Linked DNA regions of Homo sapiens: region 1 is linked to region 2. A link is an interaction called in ENCODE POLR2A ChIA-PET data of the cell type or tissue named here. Cell type or tissue: Panc1. All regions are shown on one strand. Links, peaks and the distances in the headings refer to the core of each region. The heading gives the core; the rest is flanking DNA.

Region 1 (7,967 bases), core at 1,315-5,314, 560 kb after region 2:
TGAGTCAACATTTTTTGAATTAAGAAGACAAAAGTAAGCACCTTTACATCTAGCTAGTAGAACCACTCATCAACAGAACATATAGTAGCTACCTATCCTTGCAATTGCTGCATTATATGAGGATAATTGAATTTTGATCTCCTGGAACTTACAATTAAAGACCAGTAATGATGAAGAGAAATATGGGTTACTGTTGAATATTTAGGATGATATATTTTATGTCTCAATGTCCACTCTCTAAGAAAGTTATAATAAGTGTATTTTTTATAATAACAACAGATTTCTTAGGTTAGTAATCTGTTGCTACTTGTGTTTCTATTTTTTTCAAGTGCAATTATTTCTGATCTATGTCCAAAAATTATTAAATTGATAAATATTTTCAGTCAATGTGCCACCACTGACAAATGTGATATAAAAAAATTAAGATTGCCAAAGGCTCTTAGACTATAATTTCTTCAATAGATCTTAGAGCTAGTGAATTTATTTGGCTTTCTACTCCTGCCTTTAAAAGATTTGCCATTCTGGGTGATCATTAAAAAGTCGGGAAACAACAGGTGCTGGAGAGGCTGTGGAGAAATAGGAACGCTTTTATACTGTTGGTGGGAAAGTAAATTAGTTCAACCATTGTGGAAGACAGTGTGGCGATTCCTCAAGGATCTAGAACCAGAAAAACCATTTGACCCAGCAATCCCATTACCGGGTATATACCCAAAGGATTATAAATCATTCTACTCTAAAGACACATGCACACATATGTTTATTGCAGCACTATTCACAATAGCAAAGACTTGGAAGCAACCCAAATGCCATTAATGGTAGACTGGATTAAGAAAATGTGGCACATATATACCATGAAATACTATGCAGCCATAATAAAGGATGAGTTCATGTTGTTTGCAGGGACATGGATGAAGCTGGAAACCGTCATTCTCAGCAAACTAACACAAGAACAGAAAACCAAATACCACATGTTCTCACTCATAAGTGGGAGTTGAACAAGGAGAACACATGGACACAGGGAGGGGAACATCAGACACTGGGGCCTGTTGTGGGGTGGGGGGATAGGGGAGGGATAGCATTAGGAGAAATACCTGATGTAGATGACGGGTTCATGGGTGCAGCAAACAACCATGGCACGTGTATACCAATGTAACACACCTGCACGTTCTGCACATATATCCCAGAAATTAAAGTGTAATAAAGACATTTTTTAAAAATGATTTGCCATTCCGGACTCCCATTATATGGATGAGGTTAGTGAGGCCTAAAGGTGTTACATGATGTGCTCGGTAGCATGATGCTGGTTAAGTTTAGTATAGTAAGATGAGAAAGATTTTTGTTTTAGTTCCAACTAGCATTGCACTCACTACATCATGCTCTAAAACAAAAGCAAGGAAAAAAGAAGCATTACACACTATTTAATTGTGTTTTCTAATAGCAGAGCTAACAAGTAAAATTCTACCTTTACCAAAGCTTTTAAAAATGAACAGGTTGCATGTAAGAAATTTAATGCTCTTTGAGCCATATTATTCATGTAATGTTGAAACTGTTCATGGTACATCATTCACCTGGATAGAAGAAGAAAACAGATTCTTTTTGTGTGGAATTATTTGCGACAGAGCCTTATGTTGAATGAAGCATTAGTCTCACTTTCTACAATATTCCTTATTTCATTTTATATCTATCATGAATCTTAAGTAAATATTTAACTTGTTTTTACAGTTTTTATTATGTAAAAATGCACAAAGAAATGAGGAAGAAAACCAATAAAATTATAATGAATTAGGATAAACCACTCCACAGATTGTCATATGGGGCAAAAAGTCTCATCAGAAAAACATGTAGGGATTTTGAAAAAAACCTTGCATTTCTTTTCTAATTTTTACTTTTAAATGATACTCAGACTTTTGAAAGATTTATTGGCTGACTTTTTTTGACTGTGTCAGAGGAAATGTTCCTTGTAATGATAAATAATATTTGCCATCTTTTAAATACATCCTATGTCCTTAATACTATAGCATTGAGACTGCCCTAAACCATAGTAAATAGCTTTAGTGTTTCATCCTTGTCTTTAGATTTTATTAAGAATATGTCATATGTATAAGATTAATCAAACAGGCCGGGCACAGTGGCTCATGCCTATATTCCCAGCACTTCGAGAGGCCGAGGTGGGCGGATTACAGGAGGTCAGGAGTTGAAGACCAGCCTGGCCAACATGGTGAAACTTTGTCTCTACTAAAAATACAAAAATTAGCTGGGCGTGGTGGCGGGCGCCTGTAATCCCAGCTACTCGGAAGGCTGAGGCAGGAGAATTGCTTGAACCTGGGAGTTGGTGGTTGCAGTGAGCCCAGATCAGGTCATTGCAGTCCGGCCTGGGCGACAAGAGCAAAACTCTGTCTCAAAAGAAAAAAAAAAAAGATTAATCAAACAAAATATTCTTGTAGAGAAATATAGAATATGAGGGAAAATTCTTTTTTGTAAGAATAAGAACATAGTTGGTTGTATACCTGCCATCTTATTTGAACACAATATTTCAATATGAGAAAAGCATGTGGAAATAGGGCCAATAGTTTCTCTTCTGTGAAGGATAACGTGCATGCTTTCTATTTTAAATTTTAAATGTTATGCTGTTATATAGAATTTTCTCTTTTTCATTTATCCCTGATATTTAGAAAGCAGGGACGGAATTATTATAATTATTCATAATTACATCTTTTAAAAATTATTCTAAAAAATGTTCAGATAACTATTTAAAGTCCCACTCCCTATTTTAAGCCTCACCCACATGTGATTATCTTCCTGAGGTTAGCCCATTTTCTCATTTACAATAGAAGCAATATTTGAAAACAACCATGAACCAGATCCCATTCCACAATACTTTAAGAAGACATTAGTATTTTATTGAAGTACTAAAGGGAGATTCAGCCATGAGGCAAAACTTCATAAAAATCACATTTATACTTCTGTATTCTCTACTTACTACCCAGATTTCCCTTGCCCCCAAAACTACCTCATCCCCCACCTCCCATCTCCCAGTTTGGTGTAGAGGGTGGATGCAAGGACAGAGAGTAGGAAGTGTGAGAAGCTCTCAATGTCATGTGCCCACTGAAACTGCTCCACAGAGGGAGCGAGCTTGGCAGTTTGTAAATTGCATCTTACAATGATATGGACAAGGGTTCAAATCCCAGTCCTGGACATTATCAGTACTAGGACCTTCAGAATGTATTTCATCGGTGTCAATTTCTTTCTTTCTTTTTTTTTTTTTTTTGAGTATTGTAAAACTGGTATGAAGATTAAATGAGATGAGGACGATAAAGTGCTCAGCATATGTTAGACTTTCAACGTAAGTTAGTTTCTTTCCCCATTTAGATGGCAGCAAGCAGATCTCTTTTTTTCTCTACATCCTGAAGGTACTTGTTTCCTGATCCTTCTTGAGAAGTGTGTTGTGGCCCTTTACTCTTTCTCTGGTCTCAACGAATAAGCTTCTTACTCATCTTGCAGATTCTGTGCCAGTGAGGGCTGACTGCATTCAGCCCTCCAACACAAATGCAGAAATGTTATCCCCTGCCCTATAGTGCCAGACAAATATTTAAGAGTCATAACATAATGAAATTGAAGTTTTAAGCATTTGGCATTCCCAGTCAATTAGGAATTAGGAGTTGAGTGAATATAATTTACAAGTCATTCAACAGTGTCTGGGAATATGGTAATAGCAAAGTTAGTGGTTTTCATTTGTCCTAATTTTATTCCATCAGTTATAAAATCCAAGAGAAAGTTTAATGCAAACAGGTCTATTCTGCCCTGTCTTTTCTTTCATATGTGTACTTTTTATAGTGGAGCATTTCTCTGTTTATTTGTTTGTTTGTTTCTTATTAGCATTTATTTCCACTTATTCTTATCAAGACATTCACTTTTCCTTCTGGAGATTCACTTCTCCCTCCCTCTAAATTCATAGATTTCAGTGATGCAAATTCCACCCATGTATCTAAGAGCTGGTCATTTAAAGAATTATTGCACTACAGAAGCCACCATGGTTGATTCAGGGATAGGCATGTTATCTAAGAAGAGCTACTATAACTGTTGTAGGGCTAGAAGAAAAAAAATCAGCCTACGAGTCTGGCTTCTCTTGCTTAGCATAACGCTTTATTCATGCGGTCTACCCTGAGAAGATAGGAAGCTGGAGATGTGCTGGCAACTTTTTTGCCATGGAATAAAGACAGAACACAAATTTAAACAATGAAAGACATTAAAATTCAACCCCAATGGCATTGTTTAAAGTCTTGGATCAAGTTGTCCGTGAGGCTGCCACTTGACTTTTTTTGTGAGCCAGTAAATTACTCTTGTTTTTCCTTAAACCAATTTTAGTTGGATTTTCACAACTTATGGCATAGACATTCTTAATTAATACTTTCCTATCTCAATTTTTCTTGTGTGAATAGTGATTTCCAATTCGTATTTTTCTGCTCTATTCTTTTAATTTTTTTCTCTTCTTGGCTCATGTACCATTTTCCTCCCTCTTTGTTACTTCACAGTTTTAACTTGAATAACATTATGAAAACAGACCAATATGAACCAAAAAAACTGTAAAAATCATTTATTTATGATGTATTTCCTTCCTTGAGGTATTACTTGCCCTTTATATCTGACGTTCCTTCAAGGCCTTTAATTAATTTCTACCAAGCTTCTTATGGGACCCGGCATGGTACCATGCACCCCATATGCACTCAAAGTATTAATTGGAAATAATGACAATGATCAACCTCATGAAACATTTTTAACTCTGTCCTTGTTCACCTGGCAAGCTGTGAACATGAAAGATGGGCAGAGAACTAGCCACCAGGAAGCAGAATTAATGAGCAGGGACAATGTCTAATTCTATATATTTTTAATCACATCTATTACAGTTAGCACTCAATTTAAATTAATAACATTAAGAGCAGAATTGGCAGTTCCCTTGTAAGATAAGTCAGTGGGCTCCATCCTAATAGGCCATGAACCATTAGGTCATGAAAGCCGTATTTTTATTTGTTCTTTTTTTCCACTTTCGCTTTACACATAGATGTTCTGAAGAATTCTTTTAAATACTCTAGAATAATCACCATATTCTCATTCCTTGATGCCTTTCAAAAGCAGGTCACATATTTGATTCTCTTCTAGGGCATTTAATTTGGATTTATAAAGTCATTTTCATATACCCTCCACCAACCATCTGTAGTTTTATTGTGAGAGGCTTCTCATCTCTCTGAGATACTCCTTCACTTGCAGAAATGTGAACCAGGAACAAGCCAATGGGGTGAAAGGGAGTGTGCAAAGTGTGGACGTGGCATACAAAACTTTCCAGGATCCGTCTGAGGGCTCGGAGTGGGGATCAGCTAAATCTTTTGTTTTTTCCTTTTCTCTTTCAGTCTTTGACAAAGCGTTTAAATGCGCATGAGGGATAAAAGTAGTAACAGAGCTTCTTTCTTATCTTAAGTGGGTTGTCACAAGGAGATCGGGGGAGATGAGATCTGCTTGGATTTTCTTAAATTCTACTTCAGATCTTAATTTTCTACACTCCCCTTCCCTAGGCCAGTTCCACTGATGTGAATTACTCAATATAACAAAGATTTCTTCTTTACTGTATTCTGTATTACCAAATTATGCTTGTTTAAACAAAGAAATCACACAGATATATGGAAAAGAAAGACCAGAATAAAATATGCCAGATTATACATTTGGTTTCTCACCATGCTAAGCTGGGTAATAGTTATTCTTGAAAATTTACTCACTACTTTCTATGTGTCTATATTTAGTAAGCATAAATTACTTTTTCATGATAATCAAAATTGAAAGAAGAAAACACAATTTTCTCTCTGGTTTTCCAATATCTTTCTTTTGTGTCGTAAGATTTCTAAATGAGTGTGAGCAAGTTACACACAGAATGTTTTCCTGAATTAACTATAAGAATAGCACAGAGAAAAAAAATCGGTTTAAAGTTACAATAATGTTACATTGCTCTCTGCTAAAGCTATGACTTTTTTCTTTTTATCAAATAAACTTGATAAAAATAAACATTTTTCCATATCAAATGAAGTTTATTTATGTGAAACAAGCCTTGGGCACGGCAGAAAAGGAGTAAGACATAGAAATAAAGTAAGAATTTTAGAGTGTAGGAGATTCCTAAAAAGTGAAAGGATGAGACCTCATTTCCCTTAGAGACAAAAAAGCAAAAGGTGGGAAATGAGAAAGATTGCAATTTTCTAGTGAAACATAGAATAAACTACACCCTCTTTTTTTTTTTAACTGAAATGCACAAAGGAGAAAATAACAGTTTATATTTGGCTACTAAGAAGGAGAAAAGCAAAATAGAATTCAAGCAAACTAATATCCTTGCTCAATTATTTCTCCTTTGAAAAGAATAAAGTAGGTAGGTACTTCCTCTCTGCAGTGAATTATAAAACGTAGTAATACCGTACAATCTGATCGACATACAGAAGTATGATAAAAAATACAATTGATCTATGTAAACATACATCGTATCTTTAACTGCTTTGTTAAGATAAGCATTCTAGTGAATCAACCCTTGCTAAAGAACACATCAGTCTGTATTGGTTGAAGTTGTGCTGAAATAACAACGTGCATTTGACATTAGCCACCTGAAATGATAGAATGTTTTATTTTTTATTCTTAAACAGTTTTTGTTGGTTAATAGCATTACCTCACAGAAGCACATATCACATCATAAAAAATCCCAGAAAAATTTGTATTCTGAAAAAGAAGCAAACAACGCAAATCTTATTTGATGATTTTTTTTAACCTTTGTTATAGAGAAAGGCTTTCATGACTCTTTATTTAAGCTGTAGGAAAAATATTACTCCTAGCTTCCTAGTTTTAGAAAATGGAATCTAAATCTAAAGCAAGTAAGATCTATTAATGATAGTAATATATAACGGTGAGGCCAACTGATTAAAAAAGCTCCTTTTCATTTATCATAAGATATATTGACACTCTACTTTAATCCTTGGTATACACATAGGAAGTTACTATAAGACACTTTAGACATATGTAAGCCTAACTCTTATGTTTTTAAGCTCTTGTTACTACAGTAATGAAGTTCAAATACATCAAATAGGAAAGATCAGTCACAAGCTTACAGACTTAGAAGTTTCTCTGCTAGGAGCAGGGACTGGACTTGCAGGGATACTTTATTACTGGTCTGTAGGAGGACTCTCCTCTGAAAAAGGATGAAATGTTAGACTCCTCTTTCTTTCATGTATTAAGGTAAAGGAACCATTTCAGTGAACCATGGAGTAAGTGACTATCCCCTATAGGTCACTAAAATTTAAACATCCCTGTGCTAGCGATCCTGGTCACTTTTGAGCTTTCAGTTTCTTAAAAATTGAATGCATTAACATATTATGCCTTAGTAACAACAACAAGAAAAAGAAAAGAAAAAAAGGCTGTTTGCATTGCTCCTGAGACAAAAAGGACAACTCCATACTTAAATATGTCTTTAAAACAGACTGGTAGTGGCTGAAGGAACTACTGCTAATCAGGAATGTTCTTTGGGGTTTTTTTTTTTTTTTTCCTTTCTAAAAGCCACATCAACCATCAGTTATGCTATTAATATTCATGATATTAAGAAAATAATCAGGTTACTCAAAGTACCTATTATACACCACTCTGATTCTTTGGTAGGAGAAGGTAAAAACACCTTCTTTTGTGATAGGCACATTTGTGAATTATGAATAGAAATTGTTAGCAAAGAATGAGAAATGTAGGGAAGAGAAGGAAACTTTTCCATTTGTGCTTTTAAAAGAATTTCTGAGCCCCCTCTTTTTGTTTTATCCTGACACATCAATCAGGAAATGTGATTATAATTCAGAAAGAATTAGACACTTAACCATATACTTAAGTAAGAGGTTTGACTGGGCCACTGGCTTTGAGGTTCAAGTGGCAGTTACAAAATCAAAATCAGGAGACAGAAA
Region 2 (7,967 bases), core at 2,641-6,640:
GAACTGTCCCAGGGAGCTCATCTCCAGAGTTCCTGTGGGTGCCCTCTTCTGCCCCCATATTCGCAGGCCGGGAAGACTCATGTCTGCCCTTCACAGCCTTCTCCTGGAGGCAGGGATCGGGCAGGGGTTTGTCTCTCCTCCTTCTCACACTGTGTTCTCCGTGTAGAGTGTGTTTCTTTTTATCACTTGCTGGCCTCTCTCTGAGATTAAGCTGCAGCCTGTCATGTGGTGGTTAGACGTGTGTTTATCCTTCATCCTGTTGATCAGGAGCACCTGGATTTGAGCGATAAGGAGGCTGCATACCCAGATGTGGTTGGAGAAGAGAAAGGATTATGTCCAGAACAACCGAGCAGGGCTATGAGGTGCATTCTGTGAACAACTTACCATTACTCGGCATTGGGCAGGACACCCCAGCCCCCATACCTTCCAGGACAGTGAGGACAAATCAGAGCAGTGTAACAGTTCATGGAGAGTCCACTGCTCCCAAGCCATATCAAGACCCCCCTGAGAGCCACTGTTCATGGAAGTTCCCAATTGTAGGTGGAGAATTGAGCATTCTGGGGGCACCAGGCACTGAGGAATGACACACACCACCGCACCTTTTGGCAGAGCAAGATTTAAAAAACTCAAGTCTGAAAGACCATCTTGGTAGAGGGCCAAAGCTCCAGTTGGAGGAAGAGCTCCGATGGGCTCCTGACTCAGAAAATTTGTCTTCCAAGGGCCACTGCATGTGCCCAGAGTGTGTGAAGAGGAGATACAGCCCCTTCTCAGGGTCACTATGTCTACTTTGAGGCTGGAGCGAGTGACTCGGGAAGGAAGCAGCAAAGGGCCCTGAAGGCTCAGGTCCCATGGATCAGAACCAGGGCACTGCCTTTAACCCAATTTTAGAAAAAACAAAGGGCCCTGAGTGGCGCCACTCGGGAGAGCACCAAGAAGAAGTAGAGTTAGTGACTTTTCTTGCCAAAGAGATGTTGACCCACCCTGCCCAGGCAGGGGATCAACGGAGACCCTGATGTCCCAGTTCTTGCCCAGCAGGGACAGGCTCCTATAAAAGGTGAATGCCAAGTGAGGATGAGCCACTTGTTAAAGTGTATTGTTCCAAGGAGAAAAGGGAAAAGTCTGCGAGTATCCCTGAAACCCACAAGGCCAGTGTGAGGCTCCCAGCAACTGTGTCCAACGTGTCCTCCTTCCATCCCTCCCAGTGAGCCCATGTCTTTCATCAGGACCTATCAGCAGGTGCCATGGGATCAGGTCCCACAGGCTGCCATAGCCACTGCTCTCTGCTCTGTATTGTGGAGTTCATCTCCTGAGGGAGTCCTAAGGTCCACCTTTATGCATTTCCATGTCACATATTCTTTGAAGAGGATGATCTCACTTTTTCCTACTCCAAATATTTTTTTCTTTAAGTAAATATATGTGTGTGTAGATACATGGGGATGTGATATCCTCTCCTGCAGCTCTTGGGGTCAAGATTCAGGGTATCTCAGTAGCTTGTGCTTATATAATGGGGTAGCGTCAGTGCAGCTCTTAGTATGTGCCTGTTTTGGCCTTTAAGAGTTCTTGTTCATGGAGGGAAGTTGACAGTGGTACTCCATATACACTACCATCAACCTTATTTCATTTTTATCGATTCATGTATTCTATATTTAAAATACACTTTTTCTTGATTTTATCATTGAAAAAAATAATTTAAAAATTACCGTAAAATCTCCAAGGACCCATGAAACTAAGAAAAATCATTTAAGTCCCAAGCTCTGGTCCTGGCTCAAGCAGTCTTTCTCCTTCCTCCCTCATCCTGCTGAATTCCATACAGCTGTAGGGTCCATGAAGCTACGTGGGCCTAAGAGGGCAGAAATCCCCCATGTAGAATAAAAGACAAGAAACTTCACACATCACTAATTTGAGATTTGAAGCCTGTGGTAGCTAGGCTCTGAGTTTAGAAGGGTGGGGAGAAATCTATATCCCTCAGTCTCTTGGTCAGAGCTATTACCTTCACCCAGACTTTTCCCTTCCTGATGAAGGCTGGGGAGATGGACACTGCCCTCACGTCTTCATTTAGTCCTAATGAAATGGACAGCAGCTCACCCCTTCCCCTTCTCTCCTTATGCATGCTTGAGAATTGAAGGTAACACAGCACTTCCAGGTCTGTATGGGTGCATGTGCATGTGCGTGTGCATGTGTGTGTGCATGTGCGTGTGTGTGTGCATGTGTGTGTGTGTGCATGTGCATGTGAGTGTGTGTGTGTGTGTTCCTTTCTGTACCTCAAATGAAAATGTTCATCATTTATATAACCCTCCTCCCTATCTCAAGCCCTCCTCCCTATCTCATCATTTATATAACCCTCCTCCCTAATCTCAAGCCCAGACAGGATGCAAACAGCTCTGTGTGAGTGGAACATAACTGCTCCTGTGTGTGTGGTGACCTTGAACATGATGGACCTAGGTGGGTTGAGAGTGGGACATGAAATAATTAAAACAGTTTCTTTTTTCTGTTTTTCTTTTCTCCAATGGGAAGGATACCAGAGGGATGAGTGTTTCAAAGGAAGGATTATAGCAAAACTGGAAGGGGAAGGACATATTTACAGGCTTGGGCCAGATATTTCTTCACATATTCAAGTATCTTTCAGCCACAGGATAGGAAGTGAATTTAAAGGTAGGAACATGAAAACTAATTCCAGGCTTGGGTCAGGTCTCCTCACCTCTTTCTCACCACAAGACAGGTCATCTGTGAGGTGTTTCAGTGATGGGGACATTTGCCTGAAAGTGCGGGTTTTGGTGTTCTGTAAATTCACAGTGACAAGCTGTGTGAGCTTTTCTGCATGGAGGGCGTATTTTTGTGGGTATTGGTGTGATAGAAGCTGGGATGGGGTAAAGCTGAGGATCAGAGTAGTCGTTTAAGGATCCTAACAGCTGGGGTGCTGACCTAGAATCAAACTATGACCTTGACAATTATGTCACTCCACTGGAAGGATTCCTTCTGGAAGGAAGGGCCCTCCCCATGGAGTCTGTCCAGTTTCCGGCTGGACGACCTCTTTGACCTCTTTGCAAAAACAGAGATCACCAGTCCTTCATGGTGAGAACAGACACAGTGCAGCTACACAATGCCCTAGGGAAAACTGAGTCAGTGTGAGGAAAAACGTGAGTACACTGAGTGGGAAATAAATGGAATGAAGAGGGGAAAGAACTAAACACCTGTTGGAAGAAATGGAAGGTCTCCATTTTCCCTAATTGAAGCTCCTACCCTGTGATCTTCATGACTTTACTGGGGCCCTGACAGATTTCCTTCAGAGATACCCTCAGCTCCTGCAACACAGGTGGGACCTGCAGCTTTCCCGAGGGTACAGGGTTTCTGGGGCTTGTCCTGGACTCTTACTGAGCCCCGCTGAAGCCAAAATGACACCTAATATTTTCTCATCTCCATCTACGGACACTGGAACAAAGGCATTGAAGGGCTAAATGTAGCAGCTGCTGACAAATATGATTTCAAAAAAGTAAAAGCCATCGAAGAAAGAGGTTTCTTGAGAGGCCCCCATGATTGGTGTGGTGAAAAGCCTTCCTGGAGGCTTCTGATTTGCCCCTGCCAGCCCTGGGGGGCAAGAGAGGGAGTGCCATGGCTCTTCCTGGCTCCTGTCCAATACCTTTGCCCTGCCTGAGCTTCTGAACCATTGGTCTAGAAGGGAAATGCTAGCCCTAATAGCTGAGCTTGTTTCTATTTCTTTTCTCTAAAGCCCCCCAACGTGGTCTAGTTTGTGTAAAGAAGAGACTGTCTCCTGAGTTTGAGACCCTGTCTGAGTCCCTCGTCATGTTTTCCATCACAGCCACACATAAAGATCAACACTTCAAAGCAAACCAGAGAAGGATGTGGGGGAATAGTCAAAGCCCATTCCCAATGGGGAAGCCTCAGGGCAGATTGCACAGAGAGAGACCCATGCAGGCGGTGCTCGGGAAAGGCTGAGAGGCTGCATCCGGACCATGGGTGAGTTCACTGGTGGTCCAGAGGTACTCCAGGCAAGGGGCATCTCATGGGGAAAAGCACTGAGGGAGGAAGTAAGGCAGCACTTTCTGGAAGAGCCAGGAAGTGGGCCATACTGAACTGGGTAGAATTTCCTCACTAGACATGATTGCTCCAGGAGCCAGCAAACATTTATTTGAGTTCCTCCTCTGCCACTTACTCGCTCTGAGAACTTGATCCAGTGACCTAACAACCTGAGTCTGTTTCTTCATCTGTGAAATGCTGGTATTGATTGTGGAAACCTCAAAATGTTATTCTTAAATCCCGTTCAAATGTAACCCCCAATTATTTTTCACATGGAGGATAAATAAAAATAGGTACCTAATATACCAAAATAATAGTATTCGGGAGGGATTTCAACACATGGAGACAGGAGACAAGAAAAACAAAGTTTATTTACTTCAGTTATGATGTTGTGAGGCTAGCAAAAATATACAGAAAGGGATATATATAATAGATGTGACAAAGACCAGATGGTAACTTATTTCCAAGTGCTGTATTTCCTGGAAAGCTATATTTTCTCAGGAGGAATTAGAATACAGAATGAAAGGCTTGGTATTAGAAAGCCTGTTAATCTTTCTTGCTTCAATATTTCTTATGTTACCAAACTTAGCAATTCTTTCATTCATCCATTTAATTTTTTGTTTGTTTGTTTGTTTTGTTTTTTGGGACGGAGTTTCACTCTTGTTGCCCAGGCTGGAGTGCAATGGCACGATCTCAGTTCACTGCAAAGCGATTCTCCTGCCTCAGCCTCCCAAGTAGCTGGGATTACAAGCATGCACCACCACACCCGGCTAATTTTTTTGTATTTTTAGTAGAGACAGGGTTTCTCTGTGTTAATCAGGCTTGTCTCGAACTCCCAAACTCAAGTGATCTGCCCACCTCGGCCTCCCAAAGTGCTGGGATTACAGGCATGAGCCACCGCGCCCAGTCCCATTTAATTTTTTTTTAGTTTCTCCTCATATATCCTTTTGCTCAACACCTGGCAACCACCAATGTGTGTTCTATCTGTATACATTTATCTATTTTGGATATTTAATATAAATGGAATTATATAATATGTAACCTTTTGTCTAGCTTTTCCCACTTAGCATGTTTTCCGTGTCCATCCTTGTTGTACCGTGGATCACTGCTTCATTCTTTAGTATGACTGAATACTGCTTTGTTGCATGGATACACATACATGTATATACATTTATGTTTTTACTTTTACATAATGTAATACACACAGCTCAACTCAAAAGTTTCCTAATCTGAGTGGCCTTCCCTGACCACCCTCTCTTAAACAGGGCATCACTTGTCACTGTCTAGCCTAACTATTTTGCTTTATTTTTCCTTATAGTACAAGGTACTAATAAAGAGATGATATATTTTAAAATATTTTAAAATTTATTTTCCCTCTTCCCCTACTAAACTTTGAGCTCTTCAAGGGAATGGACTTTCCCTGAATTTGTTCACTATTACATCCTTTGTGCCCAGTTGCTGGCAAATAATAGAAGCTCAATAGATATTCCTTGATTTCCATGGTTTTGGGAGATCCAACTTTATCACGGGTCTTGGCTAAGTACTGGTAACTTAAACATTCAAAATGTGTGTCAATAAATTAGGGTTTATGTAAGTTAGCTATTTGTTTCTCCTTGATAAAATTGCCTGCAATTAATGTCTTTAACAATGCTTTTTGGTATCTCCTCATTTCTGTACAAGATAAAATAATTTTTAAAATTATTATTAATAATGTGAACATCACAGCCCGGGTCAAGTATTTTCCTCTCCTTTTCTGAGTTGGCGAATATAAACCGCGTGCTTGCTTATACATTTTTCCACTCCCTTGACCTTTGTTTCGCTTGTATAATTTTATTGTGCTTCTTTGTAGTGTGTCTGAGTATCGTCTGAAATTGGTTTCTTCAGTTTTGCTCGGTTTTCAGACAGAATAAATGATTTTATCTTCATGATTTCTATGGCTTCCTTCTTTTTTCTTTCCCTTTCCGTCTCATTCCATCTACATATGTTTGCTAGAACTGCATGCCATCTATATGATTTATGCAATGCAGTATAATGATATTACTTTCCATGATACTATGTATGGCAAGATTTTGAGTGCCTTCTGAATCATCAGTGCATGATATTCTAACAAAATTTTGAAAAGTTATAATCTAAGAGAGTAGGTATGGTAATCCATAACTAAAATTAGAGGACCAGACTCCATTGTCATGTTGGATAATAGAATTTGAAGTATGCAAGTTTATTTTTCTTTCCGCTTTTCTATAAACAGTCATTTTGATTCTATTGCTGACATATGACCAAATAACTTAATTAACACCTAATGTGGAACTTAGGACAGTGTGTAGAATAACAAAAGTTAGTTTCTTATTAGTGATGATAGTAATGATAATTATAGCTAAAGTTATCATGCTAGTACCATCTCAAGTGCTTTAATAATAACTTTCTGATTTCATTCTTACAACAATTCTGTGAACCAGATATCATCCTATACCTCATTTTAAATATGAAGAAATGAAATACTCCCAGAAATTTAAAAAAATTTGAAGATCATATGACTAGAAAGGGGTGAAACTAGAACTTGAAACCAGATGAGTGTGACACTAACACCTGTACTCCTAACAATTGTTAACATTTTGCCACATTTACTTTATCTGCTCTTTTATTTATCTGTGCTGAACCGTTTGCACGTATGTTGCAGACATCAAACCATTTTGCCCCTAAATATTGTAGTATACATAATCCAAAAATATACACATTCTCATACATCTAAGAAAACTAGCAGTGATTCTCTAATGTTATTGAGATACAGTCCATATTTAAATTTTCTCTTTAGTTTCATTTAATCTGGAATGGTTCCTATACTTTTCTTCTTCTTTTAAATGATACTGACTTGTGAAGAGAGCTGGGCAGCCGTCATGCAAGTCTCCATTCTGTATTGTCTCACCGTGTTCCCGTGGTGTGAACTTGTTTTTCTTCAACCTGTCTTAATAGTAAACTGGAAGATAAATCTGAAGGCTTAGTTAGATCATGGCCACAATTTTTGGGGAGAATACTTCACAGGTGATATTATGTACCTCATGTTGCCCTCATCAGAAGACACTTAGATTGTCTCACTATTAGTGATGCTTGCTTTGGTCATTTGGTTAAAGTAGTGACCACTATATTTCACATTTGTTAAAGCCCATTTTGTTTTACTTTATTTTTTAATTAACAAATTATCTGTAGGATGATACTTTGGCAAAATGGAAATATTCTGTTCCCCGGCAATGTTTCACCTGGTGAGCTTGATGAACCTTATCTGAATCAATTTATATTAGAGCTGCAAAATTATGATTTCATATTTCATTCCTTACACGCATACTATTAGGGAGGTGCAAAAGTAATTGCGGTTACATTACTATTCATGGCAGAAACCGGAATTACATTTGTACCAACCAGGTAGCTTGTATTCTTCTGTTCTCTGAGCCTCTGGAAGCCATAAAAGACAAAGCTTAATTTCCCTTCTTTCAGCAAAGGCCTTCGGGGCAAAAATGAGCATTAGTGTTCTGCTTATCTGTCTGAGCTACTTTTTTTCAGTTTTTCCCTGAATGTTCCTTACTTTCTTGAAAAATAATTAGTAAAGATATTTTTATATTTCATCTAGAATGTATAGGGTAAATGTAAATGTATTCTTTTCGCTATGATTCTATTTATCTTTATTTTCTTAGATTGGGCAAGTTTTCTTTTTTACTTTTCCTTCCTCTCGCCTGTTTGAATGTTGCATATTCAATATATTTAAAAAATTTAACATGTATATTTGCCATAAATCTAAAGTTAATTTACTTCTCTTCCTTCTTCTGAGAATATAAAGATGAATACCTTTACCTGTTAATTGTTTTATAGTATTCTAATTTTACCTTATTTTTTTCTTCTCATTGAAAACTACTCCTAGCATTATCTTATATAGTGTTATG

The links. Peaks named below come from ENCODE experiments on the same cell type or tissue, not always from the same donor. Only the 100,000 strongest peaks of a DNase experiment are listed, where the experiment ranks them.
Region 1: POLR2A ChIA-PET joins it to region 2 with 6 read pairs; 2 of 35 experiments call an interaction of 5 or more read pairs at or near these places.

The regions. Positions count from the first base shown.
Region 1 is chr5:164,509,936-164,517,902 of GRCh38, forward strand. The region is part of intron 2 of LINC03000 (long intergenic non-protein coding RNA 3000); the gene reads left to right. All of the region lies in intron 2 of LOC102546299 (a long non-coding RNA gene), which reads left to right. Among named protein-coding and RNA genes, the nearest start is that of LINC02143, 47 kb to the left of the region's middle. In Panc1, for the core only: no CTCF peak of the experiment used is centred there; no DNase peak of the experiment used is centred there; H3K27ac peaks cover 334 bases.
Region 2 is chr5:163,948,241-163,956,207 of GRCh38, forward strand. No RefSeq gene overlaps it. Among named protein-coding and RNA genes, the nearest start is that of LINC03000, 340 kb to the right of the region's middle. In Panc1, for the core only: no CTCF peak of the experiment used is centred there; no DNase peak of the experiment used is centred there.